2 separate regions of the Mus musculus genome follow, and region 1 is linked to region 2. A link is a loop called in an ENCODE intact Hi-C map of the cell type or tissue named here. Cell type or tissue: gastrocnemius. All regions are shown on one strand. Links, peaks and the distances in the headings refer to the core of each region. The heading gives the core; the rest is flanking DNA.

The links. Peaks named below come from ENCODE experiments on the same cell type or tissue, not always from the same donor. Only the 100,000 strongest peaks of a DNase experiment are listed, where the experiment ranks them.
Region 1: it touches region 2 in a loop (11-fold over the local background); 29 of 42 quality-filtered maps call a loop at or near these places.

What each region holds. Positions count from the first base shown.
Region 1 is chr16:45,624,039-45,633,272 of GRCm38, forward strand. BC016579 (cDNA sequence, BC016579) reads right to left here. Exons shown (of 6, transcript NM_145389.2): 4 at 8,943-9,013; 5 at 5,364-5,545; 6 at 2,810-4,272. The coding sequence ends at 4,268. Among named protein-coding and RNA genes, the nearest start is that of Gcsam, 18 kb to the left of the region's middle. In gastrocnemius, for the core only: a CTCF peak has its summit at 6,510 (motif pointing left); DNase peaks (open chromatin) are centred at 5,808 and 6,515.
Region 2 is chr16:45,188,606-45,197,839 of GRCm38, forward strand. No RefSeq gene overlaps it. Among named protein-coding and RNA genes, the nearest start is that of Btla, 31 kb to the right of the region's middle. In gastrocnemius, for the core only: a CTCF peak has its summit at 4,176; a DNase peak (open chromatin) is centred at 4,183.

The DNA.
Region 1 (9,234 bases), core at 4,483-6,982, 440 kb after region 2:
TACAGTGTACTTACATATAATAAATAAATAAATCTTTTAAAAAAAAAAGAAACCTATGAAGTTGGGATGAGAAGGGAAAAATGGGGGATGGAATTTCATTTTATATGTTTTAATTTATCAAAAACAAAAAAACAAAACATACTCACTGATGGCACCCCACAGGCTGATGCTGATCCTCTTTTCCATACACTTCATGATTTCTCAAGAAAGTGTGCAGTCTTGCAGAAAGTATACAGCAGTGCAGATGTGTGTGTGTGTGTGTGTGTGTGTGCATGTGTGTGTGTGTGTGTGTGTGTACTGTTCCAGGAGGTTAGTAATGCAACCCCTCACATAAAGAATCCTGGTTCTTCATCAACCAAAGTATATACATGGGCTGAACCTAGGCCTGCCTTGCACATATGTAGCAGACATGTAGCTTGGTCTTCATGTAGGTCTGGAACAACTGGAGCAGGGGCTATCCCAAAAGCTGTTGCCTGCATGCAAGATATGCTCTTCTAGCTGGACTGCCTTGTCTGTCTTCAGTGGGAGATAAAGCCCCTAGCCTCACAGATACTTGATGGGCCAGGGTGGAGAGATACCCAATCCCCCCACTCAGAGCAGAAGGGGAGGTGGAATGGGGGAAGGTTGTGGGAGGGGGTGACCAAGAGCTGGGTAGTGACCAGAATCTTAAGTGAACAAGTAGAAAAGGAGAGAAAGAAAGAAAGAAAGAAAGAAAGAAAGAAAGAAAGAAAGAAAGAAAGAAAGAAAGAAAGAAAGAAAGGAAGGAAGAAAGAAAGAGAGAAAGAAATAAAGAAACAAAGATTTAGAAAGAATCCTAGTTCTTAAGAAAGAAACTGAGACTGAGTTTCTAATTTACTCTTTCAAGTTACAAATATAAAGAGAAACATCCCTCCCCCCATAGGGCTTCAAACAGTACACAGATAAAATGGAGAGATCCACAGTGCAGGCCACAGCAGCCTTTGTGGTTTCCGCTCACATTCGCATTAGCACCTATAAATAAACTACCATTCTTTTAATAAATAGTTATTTAAAACAGAAAAGTGAAATAGGAAAGAGGCAAAGACAAGGCAGGGAAATGTACCACTGACAAGTTCAAATTCTTCCAAGATTAGAACAGCCTGAGGGTGGCCTCTTAAGGATCTTGGGATGGAAGGTATGGGGAGGGGCAGACAGGAAGGCTTAGGGAACAGGATGAGGGGCCTGGGGTGGGGGACAGGATGGAAAGCCTGGGAAAAATGGGATGGAAGGCATGGTGTGGGGTGAGGGGAAACAGTTGCATTTCCAGGTCAGCAGCAGAGCCTACAGGGGAAAAGAGGCTTTCTCTTGCTGCATGTGGCTGTTGTTTTCCAAACCTAGCCTCTGAAGTTCACAAATTTGACAGTGTGTCTGTATTGTTTACAGTTAAACCTGGCTATTTTTTTTTCTCTGCTGCTTCCTGTTCCATACACACAGGTCCTGTTTATCTTATAACATTAGCAACTTCTTTTTCTGTCTTCTTCACTGGTATCATCTATGCATGCATGCAAAGAAAGAAAAAAAAAAAACCACATGACTCAAAAAAAGATCTACAGGTGGCCAGAAAGATGGCTCCGTGACTAAAGGTGCTTGCTGCTCCTGCAGATGACCTGGCGTCTGTCCCAGCATCATTGTGGCACCCACAACTGCCTATAACTCCAGTTCCAGGAGATCTGATGCCCTCATCTGATCTCCTCCAACTACTGAACACATGTGGTGCATATAATATGCTCAAGCACAGATAAATAAATAAATAAATAAATACACTCAAGTACACATAAATAAAATTAAATAAATAAAGATTTTTAAAGATTAAAAATATATAGAAAAAAATTAAATTGCAAACCAAAAGGAGTTGGGCACATGGCTAGAAATTTTGTTGAAAACAGGACAAGTGTTCTACCCAGAGCCGAATGACTTCAGAAAGCAACAGAGCTTCATCCTAAAACCTTCAATTATTTCACAGATACTTGTTCAAATCTTAGGATGAACCCGGTGTTATTCCTGTCATCAAGATGTGTGGTGACCACAAAACTTATCTTCTAGAACAAAACAGTGTATATGTGCATAAAATTGTTTTCCCAAACATCTCAGTATGCTTCGCGTTAACCATAACATATTGCACCCAAAATTCATACCTTGGAAATTCTTCTCTGTGACCCAGTGGTCAAAATCAAAACTAAGGTACTTACATGTTAGTGTTTCCCTAAAGAGAAGGGAACAAACCAAGCCCGTACCCAGATTCGAACAGACCCACCCTTCCAGCCCCACCCAAGGGCAATTTCATGGGAGATAGGTTTACTTTGATTCATGGTCTCATTCCATGATGAATCAGAAAGCACGGTGGACTTACAGCAGCGAGAACACAGCAGGAAAGTCCACATTTTGGTCGACTGGGAAACAGAGACTAAAGCTTGGACCAACCTGACTGGGCCATAACCTCAATTGATTTCCTCTGGCAGTCTCCTTATATTAGCGAGCCCCACCCGCTAAAGGTTATACAGCCTCCCGGGACAGTATCACTAACTGTGAAACAAATGTTTAACGCATAAGCCTATGGGGGACATTGCAGATTGAGTGTAACACTCTGTGCCTAAAAAGCACTGCAGAGAAAGAAGGTAGGAATAGGCTCCTCCCACTCTTCCCGAAAATGAGAGGAGGGCACAGTCAACCCCAGCCCAACCTGGTCCAACCTGGCTTCATCTTCCTCACACATGCGCACAATCGCTTCTATCCCCTAACTAACTGCACTGTCTTAATGAGGTAAGACCCAAGAGGCAGATGAGAAAACAACCCAGTTGCAAAAATAATTTATTGTAAATGTTTGTAGATCGTTATATATTAAAATTCTTTGTTACTTCTTAAAAAAAATAGTAAAGGCACATGAGAGATCGCAGTTAACATGTAAAAATAAAATAAAATAAGGAAGAAGAAAAATCCACCTGTTTTTGGAATTTAAGGAACTAACCTGAAAGTGTAATCAATAAGTTAAAATGCAGCAATTATCATTGTGCTATATTACTATAGTATATAATAATTAAATAAGAAAGCAAGTTCACATTGTTCAGACCCTATAATTGACACATATTCATACACAGCTGCCTGCCATAATGACCTGTATCCATGCCTCATCTATCTGAGGTATCAGACTAGGGAATTTCTCATTATACAACAATGAGACTAACTCTCCCAGAAAATTTCCAGGAAGGCAATTTCCCCAACAAAACAAATATTCTGTTGTCTTATGACAGGCAATCTATATCCATAGGTGACTGATACAGTCAGTAGCTTCCTTCTGTCCCTCCAAGGGACTTGCATACTGTTTTGGACAGTTTCAAAAGGACAGAAATTCTCTGCTTAGCGATCATCTGCAGGAAGACACGCAAACATCTCAAGAAATTGAGTCCTACAGGAATCCTGGTGATACCAGGTAACACAAAGCTGGTGTGTGGTATCAGTAGCAGAAATTTAAGTAGTCTTAATGATCCTTTGATGACTTCAATAATAATAATAATAATAACAATAACAATAATAACCCACATGAGTGGCAATCTTAAAAGAGGCACCCTGGCCAAAACTCAAAGAGATATGTTTGTTTGTTTGTTTGTTTGTTTGTTTGTTTGTTTTTTAAAAAGATAGTCATCTCAGCAACAATGCAAAGATGAGAAACAATTAAGACACATCAATCATCTTTCTCTATATAATACTCCACGATACGCCTGACTGAGCTCAACTGTCAGGTATAGGTGGTAGAGTTAGGTGAAGACCTACACTCCTTAGGTCTTGGAGTCGCCTTCCTTTTCCTCTTGCCCTGGCTCAGGGGTCCATCAGATGTACTTGTGAGTGGGGAGAGGGCTTCAGTAAACAACTGGTCCATCTACCTCCTCCCCTTGGCTACCCTGATGCAGCTTGGATTCACCCCATCAGCTGGGGTTAACAGAACCTGCCTAAAACAAAGCCAGATGCTTATCTCTGCAACCCAGGAAAAGCATGCATGTGCTAGTAGAAGCAGCCAGTGCTTCAAAGGCAGTGGGGATCTCATGTGGGATCGTAGATTCACCCCAGACCTCTAGCTCCTGCACCCAGCGGGGACAGCTCTCAGTCTGCTGTTCTGTGATGGACGCAGACTTCACATCTGCGTAGAATCGGTGGAAGAACTGTCTCCTCCTTCCGGTCACTGCTAGATTCCCTTCTGAATTGTTTTCCATCTGAGACTCAGCAGAGCTTTCCGACGCAGACCACCCCCATCACTTCATTCTAAAAAGAAAACAAAGGCAAATCAAAGTCACTGTGTGCTTAGTTTGATCCAAACTAGAGTCACCTGGGCAAAGAATCTCGATGAGGGATTGCCTAGGTCAGATTGGCCTGTGGATGTGACAGTGGGGGACTGCTGATTGCCTTGGTTGATATGAGAAGACTCAATCTGAAAGTGGGCAGGAACATTCCCGAGCCTGGAGCTCTGGATTGTGTCAGAGTATAGAGAATGGCTGAGCATGAAGCCCGGAAGCATTTCTTTCCCTTTGGCTCTTGACTGTAGTTATGACGTGACTAGAAACTTCAAGTTCCTGCATCCCTGAATTCCCCGCAGGAACAAAATGGAGCCTGAAATTGTGTTTTTATCACAGCAGCAGAAGTGAAACTAGGCTGGTCACTAATTTTCAAAAGCCAAAGAAATTACTCTGGACATTTGTATTTACATATGGTGTCATAGAGTCTGAGTATATAATCTTAGACCAAATTGGAAACGTCATCAATTCTGAATAGAAAAATTTCACTCTCTGTATGCATGCACAAATACATACACACACACACACACACACACACATATATGTGTGTGTGTGTGTGTGTGTGTGTGTGTGTGTGTGTATGCTGAATACTCTTCAAAAGTCAAATAATGTTTATTGGATGCTCACTTATTGTGCTGTGATTCATGATAAACATGTTGATGTAGCCTCTTAGATGATGAGGGCATTTTAACATTTGGCCCCTCTTTGTAATCTCCTGTGACAATAACTGTCAAGTGTTAGCCCCTCAAATCACCATCAGTGCGCCAGGAGAAACTGATGAGGGATATTGTGGGAGGTGGTTGGCTTGGGTGGAGGTGTTCATATAGATCCTGGCAGACATTCTGCTGCTCTGCAGAGAGGTTCTTTGGGACGGTGGCCTTTTTTATTTTTCCATAGTATTTTCTCACTGCTCCGTCTGCATACAGGATGTGAACTCCAGAGCAAGAGATCAGTTTGTGCAAGAGTGAAGAGTTACTTGATTTGACACAATACAAGACACCAACACTGCCATACCAAGTTGTCCATCACTACAGGACCTGCTTCTTGGCTTTTCCTACTTACCATAGAGCAAGAGAGATTCTGGGTCAAGCCCGAGACTCTCACAGGTAGATATGTTCTTATCGTGGAAGCTCTGTCGCATGATGCCGAGCACCAACTCTTCACTCATCATGTATTTCATAAAGTCATCATCTTCAGATGGAACTCCAAACTGCAAGTGATAGGTTACCGTGGCATTTTCAACACTGAAAATCAAACAGACATTATAACGAAGAAGCAGAAACATATCAAGACTCAGACACCAATCTCAGCATTAATATTTCTTTGGCTCCACATCTTCCTGGAACCAGCTTCAGAGGACACACTAGCCCAGGAGAACTCACTGCCCTCGAGCCATCCTCCTGTGGCCATCACACAACCACGCCATCTGCTCACACTTTAGGGGACTGCAGAGAGTGGCCTTGGAAGGGAGGGACACAATCCAACTATTATAAAGAAAGAGTGAGCGTTGGCATAGCACCCATCTGATATTAGCTTTCCTGCTGTGTGGCGAGCCCGGAAGCCCCTCCTCCATCCCTGTCTTCACGTTTCCAATGCTGCCACTACATGTACACACTGGGGATACTTAATGAGCTCCTTTAAAAATGTTTATTTATTTATTATTTCATAGGTTTTCACACACACACTTTGATCCTAGCCTCCCCCAAGTTTAACCACTTAACCTATAAAATCATGATGGTCTGGCAACCTTATCAACTCCCTACCTCTTGATCTCCCAGAGAATGACCTGTGCATTGTTTGTTTGGGGAGATACTCCTTCATGTGCACTTCCAGAGCTCCTGACGGCACGATGATCATTTTTAAAAATCTCTTAGTAATGCGATCTCAGGAATTTTCATCTCCGAGGAGGCTCTAACCCTTTCATCTTTCAGTACACACTTTTCTAAATTTTTTTACAGTGAAGATAATTATAGGTCTGTCCTAAATTAGTAGCTTAAGTGGCTTCCTCAACATTTAATCTTTCACAAGTAACATTTAATTCTTCTATTGCTTTGGTCAAGATGGCCCAGATTAGGCTCAGCAATAATAAAAAACAAATTAACAGGAGGGCACATCAGAGAGATTCTTTTAGAGAGAGATTTATAGATGCTTTGGTCTCTCCAGAGTTAATCAGGCCACTGCGATGCCAAGGATAGGCAAAGAGCTCCCTCTGGAGGCCAGATGTCACATAGGTCAATGACTGTACATTTTATAGTACAGGTTTGCAAACTCTCCCATATAGCAAAAAACTGTGCCAAGCCCTATGAACCAAATAAATTACAGCGTAAATTGAGACTCTGACCAGACCCAGTTACCATGGTGCCACTAAAGGTGGTGTTAAAAGCCCATTTTCAAGCTTCAATCCAGCTAGCCTAGTTTGCAGGTATCATTAGCACAGCGATTTATCACTCAGGAGGACGGACAGGCACAGGCGGGCAGGCAGCAATTCTGCATACCCACTGCTAAGGATCTGGACTAACTGATGAAGCAGGTCTTGAGTGGATGTTCAGAAAATCAAGCTGAAAGCTAAGTGAGAATATCAAGGTGTCTGACCCAGTCTGAGTACACTGTCCCTGTCTCTCTTGCCTCTACCACCCCTGTCTCCCCTGGTAGATTTATAAAAGGTAGCCATTTGAAGGAGGTATTTTTTCTGTGGACTTTTCCACAGCAGCGTACCCCTGGAGTAGATCTAGCAACTGACACAGCAAGAGGTACTTTCCGGTGCTGGTGAGCCCGTTCTGGACCTCTCTGTAGACACAAATGCATGCGCTGAGCATAGGAATATTTTTTTTACATGTGCAAGGACATCATTTTAGATGTGATGGTTTTGAAAATTCTAAATAAACATTAAAAACGTGGGGGCTTGGCAGTGGAGGCTCAGTTAGTGGATTGTTTGCCTAGCAGGCTTGAAACCCTGGATTCAAGAAAACCTGACACAATGGCACAAGCCTGTAAGCCCAGCGTGTGCAGGCAGGAGGACCAGATTTCAAGTCAACCGTGGTTACATGAGTTTGAGCTATATGAGACTGACTGCCCCCCCCCACACACACACACACACTGACAGTTCTTTATCTGAAGTACTAAAGTTCTTGGTTTTTTTATTATTTAGAAAATATATTTTAAAAATCTCTCTATCTCATGTGTGTATGAGAGAGAGAGAGAGAGAGAGAGAGAGAGAGAGAAGGGTTGCTAGATTCCCTGGGCTGGAGTCAAATAAGAGTTTGTGAGCTGCTAAACATGGGTCCTGGGAACGGAACACAGGTCCCCTGGAAGAACAGGAAGTGTTCTCAATAGCTGAGCAGTCTTATCAGCCTCCCACCCCACAAATAAATTTTTAAAAAATTCTCTAACACTAATCCTTGGCCTAATTTCTAGACCTGTTTTACTTAGTCTTTTTGTGGGTTTTCCCTGTGTCTACTCCCACCTATTGAATGCTAAGTTCAGATCCTTTATATCCATAGCAAGGGCAGATTCTTGGAAACACCCAGTATGCTCATAGTGGCTCCACTACAGCTCTACTATAGTCTTCAAACAGAAAAACGTGTCACATGGATAGAGCAAAGTATGTGAGATCCAACTATCCAATGTTCCCGTTCCTACACCCATATTTGTGCCAGTGACTTATGACTAAAGACAGTAGGGTCCCCATTGGGCAGCAAGAGACATCTGAAGAAGGAAGACAACATCAAACTTCAGGTCCTTTCTTGTCCTATCTCATCAAGTTACCACTGATGCTACATGCTCCTCTCTCGGATCTACTGGTATTATGATTTAAGTGGGAGAATCACAACATATAATGTTAACTTTGATCACTACCTCCCAGTGACACCCTAGGAACAATTGACAATAAGGCTTTCTCATATAAATCTTATTTAAAGTATTTTCAGTAATCTCAGTAATAAAAAGAATCATTTATTAAATTACTACTTATACTTCCTTTACACAAACAGACACACACACAAATGTGTGTATCTTTTGACTGGTTCAAACTATTAAATTTATTGAAATTAAAAAAAAACTGTATGTAAAATATTTAATAAAAATATTTTTAAAAACTGTATGTATACATACATGGACACTGAATATAGTAAATATATGCACAGACAAAAAAATGAAGGCAAGCAGAGTTGTTAATTTTGTAGGGGTGAGTGTTATTCATCATTGGTGGTAGCACTAAAGAAAGGAGACAGGAGAGACAGGTGCATTTTTTATGTTCGTAATGTTGTGTGAGGCCAGTCACCCCTGAGTCACCGCTGCAGCACATAAATCATGTCCCTCTCTGAGATTTGTGTTTATTTCTGCCCTGAATTGATTTCTGTATCTATTGTTAAACAGAAATGTTTCTCTTGGATAGACATGCTTTTCCTCTCTGAGGGTGACCATAATTGAATCACATAATTAGTCCACGATTTCCTTCTTTCTGCTTTTCCGAGCTAAGATGTTGCCCTGCACCACTGCAGCGTGACACTGTGTTTTTTACTCCCAAGTCTTCTCCTGCTGCAAAGCTCAGGGAGATCATTGGGGGTGAATGGAGATAAGCTGGGTAGGTGAGTAGGTGATCTTCTGAGAAAGATGGCAAGATGTAAAGATCTGAGCTCTTACCTGAAATCCAAGATATCAGCAGAAGTGAAAAAACGACTCAGAGATGGGGACTGTCTATACGTGTCCGTGAGCTAAACACACAACAAGAAAAGAACACACATGTCACTGAGGATCATCTTACATAGCACCCATGGAAGCAAATGGATTCAGGACAAAGGAGAATTCACTCTGGCTAGGAATTCACTGGTTTGGGGTTCTGGAGGAAGAGGAAAAAAAGTGTAAGCTGACCACAAATCAAAGCTCAACTCAACACTCAAGTGAGATCTAAATGGTCTAACTAGTTGAGTCTCCC
Region 2 (9,234 bases), core at 3,132-5,631:
CCAGGACCCTTCAACCTGTCTTTATCCCAAATTCACGTCTTCACTGTCATCTTTATTATTAATAACCCTGAATCCAGTTAGTACTGGCCATACTTGAATAGATGTAGGCCACCCTCTGGGGCATGGGCATCCTGTTAACTGGCCATAAGAAATGTAACCGTCTCACACCAGTCAGTAACTGAATAGCTCTGCTGAAAGGATCGAGGCCGTAGACCTTCCCTAGCCTCACTCAAGTTTCCACTGACTTGACATTGTGCCTGTCTTGTGTAAGCAAACATAGAAATTACGAGGTGATTTTACGAGGCGTCAGCCATGTCATATCTAAAAGACAGCATTTCACAGCTATACTTAGCATCTTCCAGGTTTTAACATTCTTTTCTTCCATGATGTCTCCAGAGCCTTGGTTGGGGGTGGTTGGTATAGATGACTCACAGCTGAGCATTCAGTCTCTTGTTCTCTCCATTAACAGCTGCCCAGTGTAAGAAGTTTCTTTGACCAAGGTTCAAAGCAGCATATATCTATGGGTCTAAACATAAATATTAGTTAGGAGGCTTGACTACTTAACTATTTACTGAAAGACTGTCAGTAAGTTACCTTGCACACCCAAGGCCTGTGATCTTTCCCCACTCATGGGCTTTTAACCAGGTTTAGTGTATCAGACCTCAAACCCAGCTAGAAAGCTTGTTTCTCCCCCTAATGCCATTGTCATGTCAGTGAGTACAGTGCTCCTGGCAGGTTAGTAGTGTAGCAAGTCCATGGATGCCCTTTCTCTGGCAGTAGCAAGCCTTTCCAATACTATGAAACCTAGCTAGCGGGGAGAAGGTGTCCTGGTCAGTTTGAGATTAGTTTCTCAGTGTATGGAAACCAGAGTGTGCTGTCTTCAGAAATAGGGTTTTACTATTATGGTGTGCAACAAAGAACATTGTTAGCAACAAGTTGTTTTAGATGCCTCAAGGCCTCCCTGACTAGTAACTCATAAGGGGGGTATCCTTAGATTTTTATTAACTCAGGTCTTCTGAGAGCAATATTTTCCATCTTTGCAGGGTACTTCTGCCCAACCCCCCCCCATCCCTCTGTTTTCTGTTTTAATTAGCTTATGAACTAGTGAGTTTCCATAAGGCTTTATACATTCTTGATTTCATTAACCCATCTCCAACCCTCTGATTTCTTTTATCCCCCTGCTCTCATCCTCACTTAAACCTTGAACCCCAGATCCCTGCTTCTGCTCTTTTATGCTACCAGTGTTTTTATGCCCCCTGCTTTTTAAAGTTGCAAAGCATGCAAGATCATAGGATTCCATCTAGCTTTTTCACTGCAGGCTTTTGGTGAAGCCTTCTCCCACCCCATCCATGTTTGAACCTTTCTATCTTCAGTATTCCTACTCCACTTACATTTTATCTCTGTTTCATTATCTTACCTTAATGCTTCTACTCCCAATGGTCTGTTGTAATTACCTGGCACAACTCCGAGATAAACATGAGTCAAGGCTGGAATCCACCTAAGAGAGAACATGCAGTATTTGTCTTTTTGATCCTCGGCACCTTAAGTGTATTTTTTTTTTCTGTTTAATCAAATAACCTGCAATTTGAATGATTCTATTTACTCTGAAACTGGTAGAGGCTTCATCTTGTAGGTAGAGAGAGAACTTTCTGTATAGGACTCCCAAATGTTGGAAGTAAAGTTGAAAATTGACAAGGACCTCATAATTAGATGGCTCCTGTACAACCAAGGAAACTCTTTCGTCAGAGTGAACACCACACCCAGAATTGAAGAAAACCTGTTAACTATAGATACAACAGAAGATATTCTAGTGTCTAGAATATACAAAGAACTGAAGTATCGAAACATGAAGAAACAACCTAATTAAAAAAATTGTGTGGGGCTAGATAAATGGCTTACGTTAGGATTACAAATGGCTTTTAAACACTTAAAAAATGTTCAACATCCGAGGCTTCAGGGAAATGCAGATAAAAATTACTTTAAGATTCTGTTTCACCACAGTCAGAATACAAATGACAGCAAGTATTGGCATTGATGTGGGGAAAATAACACTGTTATATATTCTTGGTGGAAATGTAAAACTTGTGTAGCTACCTTGGGAATCAAATTGGAGATTTCTCAAAAAATGAAATAGAAATACCATATGACTCAGTTCTACAACCCTTGGTAAATGTCTTAGGGTTTTATTGCTTTGAAGAGACACCATGGATATGGTAAGTGGTGCTGACTTCCAGTTGGAGGTTTAATCTATTATCTTCATGGCAGGAAGAATGGCAGTGGCAGGCCCACATAGCTCAGAGGAGCTAAGAGTTTCACACCCTGTTCAGGCAGTAGAAGGAGACTGTCACTGCTTGTAGCTTGAGCATACTCTTCCTCCAACAAGGCCACACCAAGTCCATCAAGGCCATACCTATTCAGACCACTACAGTAAGGACATCAAAGGATTTTACATCCCGAGTTAGAGATAACTTGCTCATCCAGGTTCATTGTTGCTCTCTTCCTTGCCTAGGAAATGGGATCTGTCAAGACTAGCTGCTGAATGCATGAGAGATGTACATAGACACAATAGATGCTACTCATGGATGAGAAATGTGCATTTCACAGTGGATATTACTCAACTGTAAAGAAAAATGAAATCTTGCCTTTAGTGCCTTTGCTTGCTCTTTAAATTGCCATTCAGATCTTATTAAAAAAGAAAAGTCCATAATGAAGATAATGATTTAGTGGGCATAATATGATGCTTGCTATAATAATGCAGTCAAGACGTAAGTATGGTAGCCACTATCTTCATCCAGCCTGTAGGGCAGTCTCCCTTTTCTTTGAACCTTTTTTAAAGTTAACAAGAACCAGGTTTCATTATGGCATTTATCCCTCATACACATTGCTCTGTTCTCTGCAGATTAAGTCTTTCTTAACTTTCCAGACTGATTTTACTGGAGAATTTTTATTTTAATGCTTTCATTTTAATACCCTTATGGTAAGTTATATGTAATATTAGATGTTATTGGCCTGTTTTCTCCCAGTTAAGTCAGTTTTCATGAGAAAGTAGATACCTTCAATTCCTTCTCCTTTCTGTTTTAGGTAAATAGCTGGTCATATTTATCTTAGAAAGCACTAGGTGTGGGCGCATGTGCACTAACACACACACACACACACACACCACACGCACACACACACTAGTTTCTTTGATACCTTCAGAGCTTAATGGTAGAAATTTTATCCAGCATCCTCAGTTTTCAGCTTGTCTGATGTTTTCAGTGAATAGTCTGAGGTAAAAAATTTTGAAGACTACCACAATAGGGATTTGAGAGGCTACCACAACAGTAGTGTGTCTGCCCTTTGCTCTATGTCAGGTAGGTCCTTTTAATTGCACTCTTAGTGGTGAGCATTATTAGATTGAGTCTGAACTTTTAAAACATTTCAGAGGTCATGAAGGGAGAGGGGTCATCAGGAGAGGAACTGATCTTTGCTTCTGGAGAAAGGAGTTTCAAAGAACATGGTCTATGTTAAAAGCACCGTCACACCTGATAGACCTTGGGGGACCTACTTTTAGTTACCACAAATACTCAGCTTATAGTTATACATACAAAACCAGTATTTGGCATTCTTTCATGGCTCTTGCCTGAAATACTGATTACTGTGACGTTTTAATGGTATATTCATGTTTTTCACCTCACCCTACTGCCTGATTTACTGTAATAAATCTAGGAATTGGGTAGTGTGAGCCTGCCAGCTTTTTACTTTAAACAGTTGTTTTTGGCAATTTTGCTTTTACATGTAAATTTTAGGATACACCTGTATATACAGTGGTTTTGCTGGAGTTTGGGTAGAAAATGCATTGAGTCTATAGACCAAGCAAGAGAGACTTGAAACAAAGCAATCTTCAAATCTGGAAGTGTAGCATTTTATAATATTTTGACTTTTTTTATCTTTCATATATTTGGCTTGACATAGTTTTGTGGGATTTGGGTATGATTTTATCTTTTTTTGTCATTTCTGATTCCACTGTTTTATTCTTATGTATGGAAATATATTTTACTGTGATAGGCTTCAGATTGTGTAGTCCTGTTAAGAGTCATATTAAATTTCAATGCTTTTAGGTAGGCAGAGTCATGGCCTTGCAGTTAAAAGGGTGTTGCCTTTGCAGTGAACCCAAGTGTAGTTCCTACTACCACCACTGGGTGGCTCACAACTGCCTTTAACTCCAGCTCCAAAGGATCTGTTGTCCTCTTTTCTCCTTGGTGGGCATGTGCCCTCACATGCGTGCCTACCCATCCCCCACACATAATTAAAGGTAAAAAGTCTTTTAAAAATTCTAGTGATTTGTTTATACTTTCAGATCACCCTTTATAGAATATTGTCAAATGCAAATAAATAGTTTCACTTTTTTTCTAATCTATTTCCATTTTCTCATATTGAACTATCTAGGAATGGTCAAGTAGGAGTGATAAGAAATACTTGCCTTTGTGATCTTTGAGAAGGGTTATTTTATCAATTCTGTAGCATCAGCTAGTTTTGTATAAATGCCCTTGGACTGAGCGTCTCTGAATATTGAATTTTTTCTTTATATTTATTGAAATGACCAGCTTTTTAAAACTTTAGTAGATTACATTGATTACTGAAATAACTTTGCCCTTTTTGGATAAATTGCATATCTGTCTTTATCTAAAATATTTTATTTAAATTCAGCTTTCTATTGTGTTGATAAATTTTGCATCTGCTCTTTTGGGCATATTGTTCTGTGGGGTTTTTCCATAGTCTTGGTTGATTTGGGTTTGTGAGTAATGCAAGTATGAATTGAAAAGGCTTTCTAGGCTTAAAGAAATGGCACAGGAGTTCTTGCTGCTCTTCCAGAAGACCTGATTAAGATCCCAGCCCCACATTGGGTAGCTCACAACTTCCTGTAGCTCCATCTACACCAACTGTGTAGGGAGTGATCCAACACCCTTGCTGGCCTTTCCAGACACTTGTAAACACATACATTAGAAAAATCTATACCTTTGAAAAATCTTCTCTAAAAGCAATTTCTGAAGGGTTTTTTTTTTTTAATTAGGATTTACTGGTTTAAAAAAAGCAAAAAAGCAAACAATAAGAAAAAAAAGGATCTCCTGCAACTGATTTCAGACTCACTATGTAGTTGAAAAGGGCCTTAAAATTCTCATCGTCCTGTCTCCACCTCCAGAATTCTGTGATTACAGGTGTACTCCATCATGCCCAGTTTATGAAGTGCTAGAAATTGAATCCTTGGCTTCATATATTCTAGGGTGAATTTGGCGATTCTTTTTTAATGAATTTGACCATAATGGAGGTATTAAGATGGAATTTCTACTCAAGATGTGTGACTACCATCCCACCTCCACCTCCAGTTATGTACCACAATAGACACTACTGAGTGCTCATTCTGATGTTTTCTGATGAGTGCCAGATAGACTTTATGGGAAGAGAATCTGAAAATTATTGAGGACTCAAAATTATATTCTGACAGTTTTCCTCCATTGTCCACTCTCTTCAATGTGTTTCCTGTCCCAGCTGACATACATGGAGCATGAGTCAGCGCTCTTCCCACCTGGTCAAATTTTGGACCAGCTAATTTCATTTGTGTTCAGATTTCCTCTATGATGTATAAAGTTATAAATACAAATTTAGTTTTATTCTGCTTTGCTTTAAGGATGAAATTAATGTTTCCTAGTTTTCTACATTCTGAGGCAGAAATCTGTATATTTCAAGAATACCAGTTCAGTTCCACAATAGGTTACTCAGTGAAGGTAGATGGTGGGAAATATTCTGCTCTCTGCACATAAGGTGGTGATGTGCACTGACTTACCAATGCACTTGCTGCATAACATTTTGATATTTGTGTTTTTAGCAGTGTAAAAATGGTGAATTTAAAGGTGTAATTCAAATAATGATTTGAGAGCTCTGAACACCTTCAAAATTCAGTTATCTAAAGGATGCATACTTTATTCTGTAGTATTTGGCCTTATAATATCAAAGGCAACCTCAACTTAAAACCAGTCACATCAGAAAATATATATCAAGAAGTAAGAAAATGGGAGTTGTGTTATATGTATGAGCCCAAGAATGTTGATTTTCATGAAGTTTGTTAGTTGCTACAGATAAGAAAATTTACACTTTTCCCATTTCCCAGACATTAAAGAGAACATGCTAAATTTCTGATTAGACAATGAAAGAATGGCATTAAGCCTAAAGTAAGTATAAAATCACAGCTTTCTAAAGCAAAATATAAGACAATATACTGTGATCAAGGATGCAGTAGGATTTAACATTTTTAAATTAAAATATAACTATGTCACTTTGCTACCTCCATTTCCTCCCTCCAACCTCTCCCAAGCTTCGCTCCCCAGAGAGTCTCCCAAACACCAGCCCCATCTATCCCATTGTCCTTTTAACATGGACTATAATGCAGGAAAAAAGTGTGATTATGCCAAAAGTATTCTTTTAAAGACACTATGGATAGATTTTGCAGACAAATAGTTGAGAGAGGGTATTTGTAAAGTTCATAACAGATGTCTGTTTCACCTTTATACAGAGAAGTCCTGCAAATTAGCAATGACTTTGGTGGGATATTAATGTCTGTGTATAAAAATTACCCTACAGCTCCGTAGCTAAAGCAATGTTAGTTTGAATCCTGTGGTGGTTTGAATGAAAATGACCCCCATAGGTTCATATATTTGGTTGGTCATCAAAGAGTGACACTACTTGAAAGAGATTTAGGGGGCATGGCCTTGTTGAAGTAGTTGTGACCTTGTTGGAGGAAGTGTGTCGCTGGGGAAGGGGTGGGCTTTGGGGTTTCAAATGCCAAAGCCAGTTCCAGTAGCTTTTTCTTCCTGCTGCCTGTGGCCCAGATGTAGCACTCAAGTTTCTTCTCTAGCACCATGTCTCTGTGCTGCCATGTTTCCCACAGTGCTGATACTGGACTAAACCTCTGAGCTGTAAGCAAGCCCAATGAAATGTCTTCCTTTATAAGAGTTGCCTAAGACAAAGAATGGACTAAGACAAACCTGGAGCTTTGAGTGGCCTCACGTGTTTTTCTGGGTCAGGTGAGATGCAGCACTCATGCAGCCATGTTTGCAAGTACCTGAAGGCTAAAACTGCAAATTTCACCCGTAAAAGCACTTGTCCATATATCAGATATATTAGCTTTTGTGTTACTATGATCAAATAACATGAATTGATAGGAAAATGGGATAGAGGAGGTCTGGCCTCATAGCCAGCCAGGAAGCATAGAGGCAATGCCAATGCTTGGCTGTCTCGTTATCATTTCATCTAGGCCCCCAGGGTCTCAGTGTATGGCACCAATTGCATTCGGACTGTGTTGTTCATTTATTAGGCTCTGCAAATACCCTCACAGACATACCTGGAGATGGATCTTCAAGTGGACAAGATTATTACAATGGGCAAGTTGGTGATGGTACGGGGACCTCCCTAGATAGCTGTCTAGTATCCCCAGACAGAGAAACTTACCTAAGAGGGTGGGAAAGAAGCCAGGATCTCTCCCTTGACTGACTCTTAGAATTTACACACTGCATGTCCCTCATTCTACTCAATGTAGTTGGAAAATACACTTTCATGTGAATGTTACGGCATAGATCATAGTTGGCTACCCTGAAGGCCTACTACCATGGTCAGAAATTTCAAATTTAAAGAAACATGAACTAGAAATAGGCAACTTAAAAAAAAAAAACCCTCACTATGCCCCCATGGTGCACAGCTGGTGCACAGTTGACTGGTGTAGCGTTTTGGGAGAAGAATTTCTTAGAACCTGGTCAAGGAACTCCTACTGTAGGGCATATATCCTAAAGAAATGGTTGAAGAGCACCGTAGGGGACATCTGGGAGGACGCTGGTTCTGTTCATGGTGGTATGAATTGGGAGAATTCTACTCATTAATCACAGGTAGTTTTATTTAATTTTTCATCTTAACACAAAACATTTCAATTGGTTTTGAAATTGTTTGATTTTTTACAACCAGTGAAACATGCAGGTGTCACAGGTAGTTTTATAAGGTACTATATAGCAGCTAAAGCTGTGAAACTGAGACTAGTTCTTCAGCATTGATCTGAATAAAGTTACTTATTGCCCTTTTGCTTTCTTTCACTTTCCACTTATTTGATTATTTATCTGTCATTTCAGATTTGGTATGTGTAGCTGTGGCTGAAGATTTCTGACTTTACAAATTTGTAGAACAATAAGAACCGCCCCCATGCCCGTACCAATTCTTCCCTTCACTAGAGCCAAAGAGCTAGACATCCCCCTATTTCTCTGCCTCATATTCTATTCCTCCACAAGTCCTGCCTCCCTGACTCAGAACTGTCCCATTTCTTGGGATGCTGTATGTATACTGATGCCAATTCTCAGGAGTCGTGGGTCACACACTCAGAAATATTTGTCCAGCAGAGGGCAGTAGAACAGCACAAAATTTGAGCATGTAGGGGATTGCTGGTAGGCATTGAGTATCAATCCTGTGCCGCTTTTGTCCTTCGTATTTAACACAGAATACTTGAATGCCTACTTGTAAAATGAGAGGAACGGACTAAACCAATTAATTTTGTTCTGGTGATTTTTTTCAAAGTCCTGTTTCCAGAAGCACTTGGTGTTAAAGAACTACATTGGGAATTCCAGGAATTGGAGGGCTTCAGTTCTTTCCCTACTGCTATCTACCAAGAGGAATATGTTATCACTTGATATATTGGCCTTTCTCATAGCATTTGGGAGGAGGGGAGAGTTTTATACATCAAGAAATAGATAACTGCATTCTCACCAACATTTTCTACTGAGCTGTGTTTTCTTTTTTGGCACTGGTACGTGTCGAACCTAGAGTCTTATACATGCTAGGTAAATACATTACTGCTGAAATACGTACCCAGTTCTTTTAAGCATACTGTTTATGTGAGGCTGGGTCTCACTGGGTTGTTCAGTCTGGTCTTGAACTCACTCTATAGTCCAGGCAGCCTTTCAAGTAACTGGATTTTGAAGCAGATAAAACTCATTTTTTTTCCTTCATTATAGATTCTTGGTACGTTTTTATTTTCTAAGGCAAAATACCTAGAACTAGATACTTTATAAAGAAAGTAGGCTTGTGTAGCTTATAGTTCTTGAAATTGCTGGACTCCAGTGTGGGACTGGTGATGGATGGTATCAATGGCAAAAAAGCATTTGTGGAAGAGATTGCCTGGTAAGAAAGAAAACACTGGGCCCATCTCACAGGGACCAA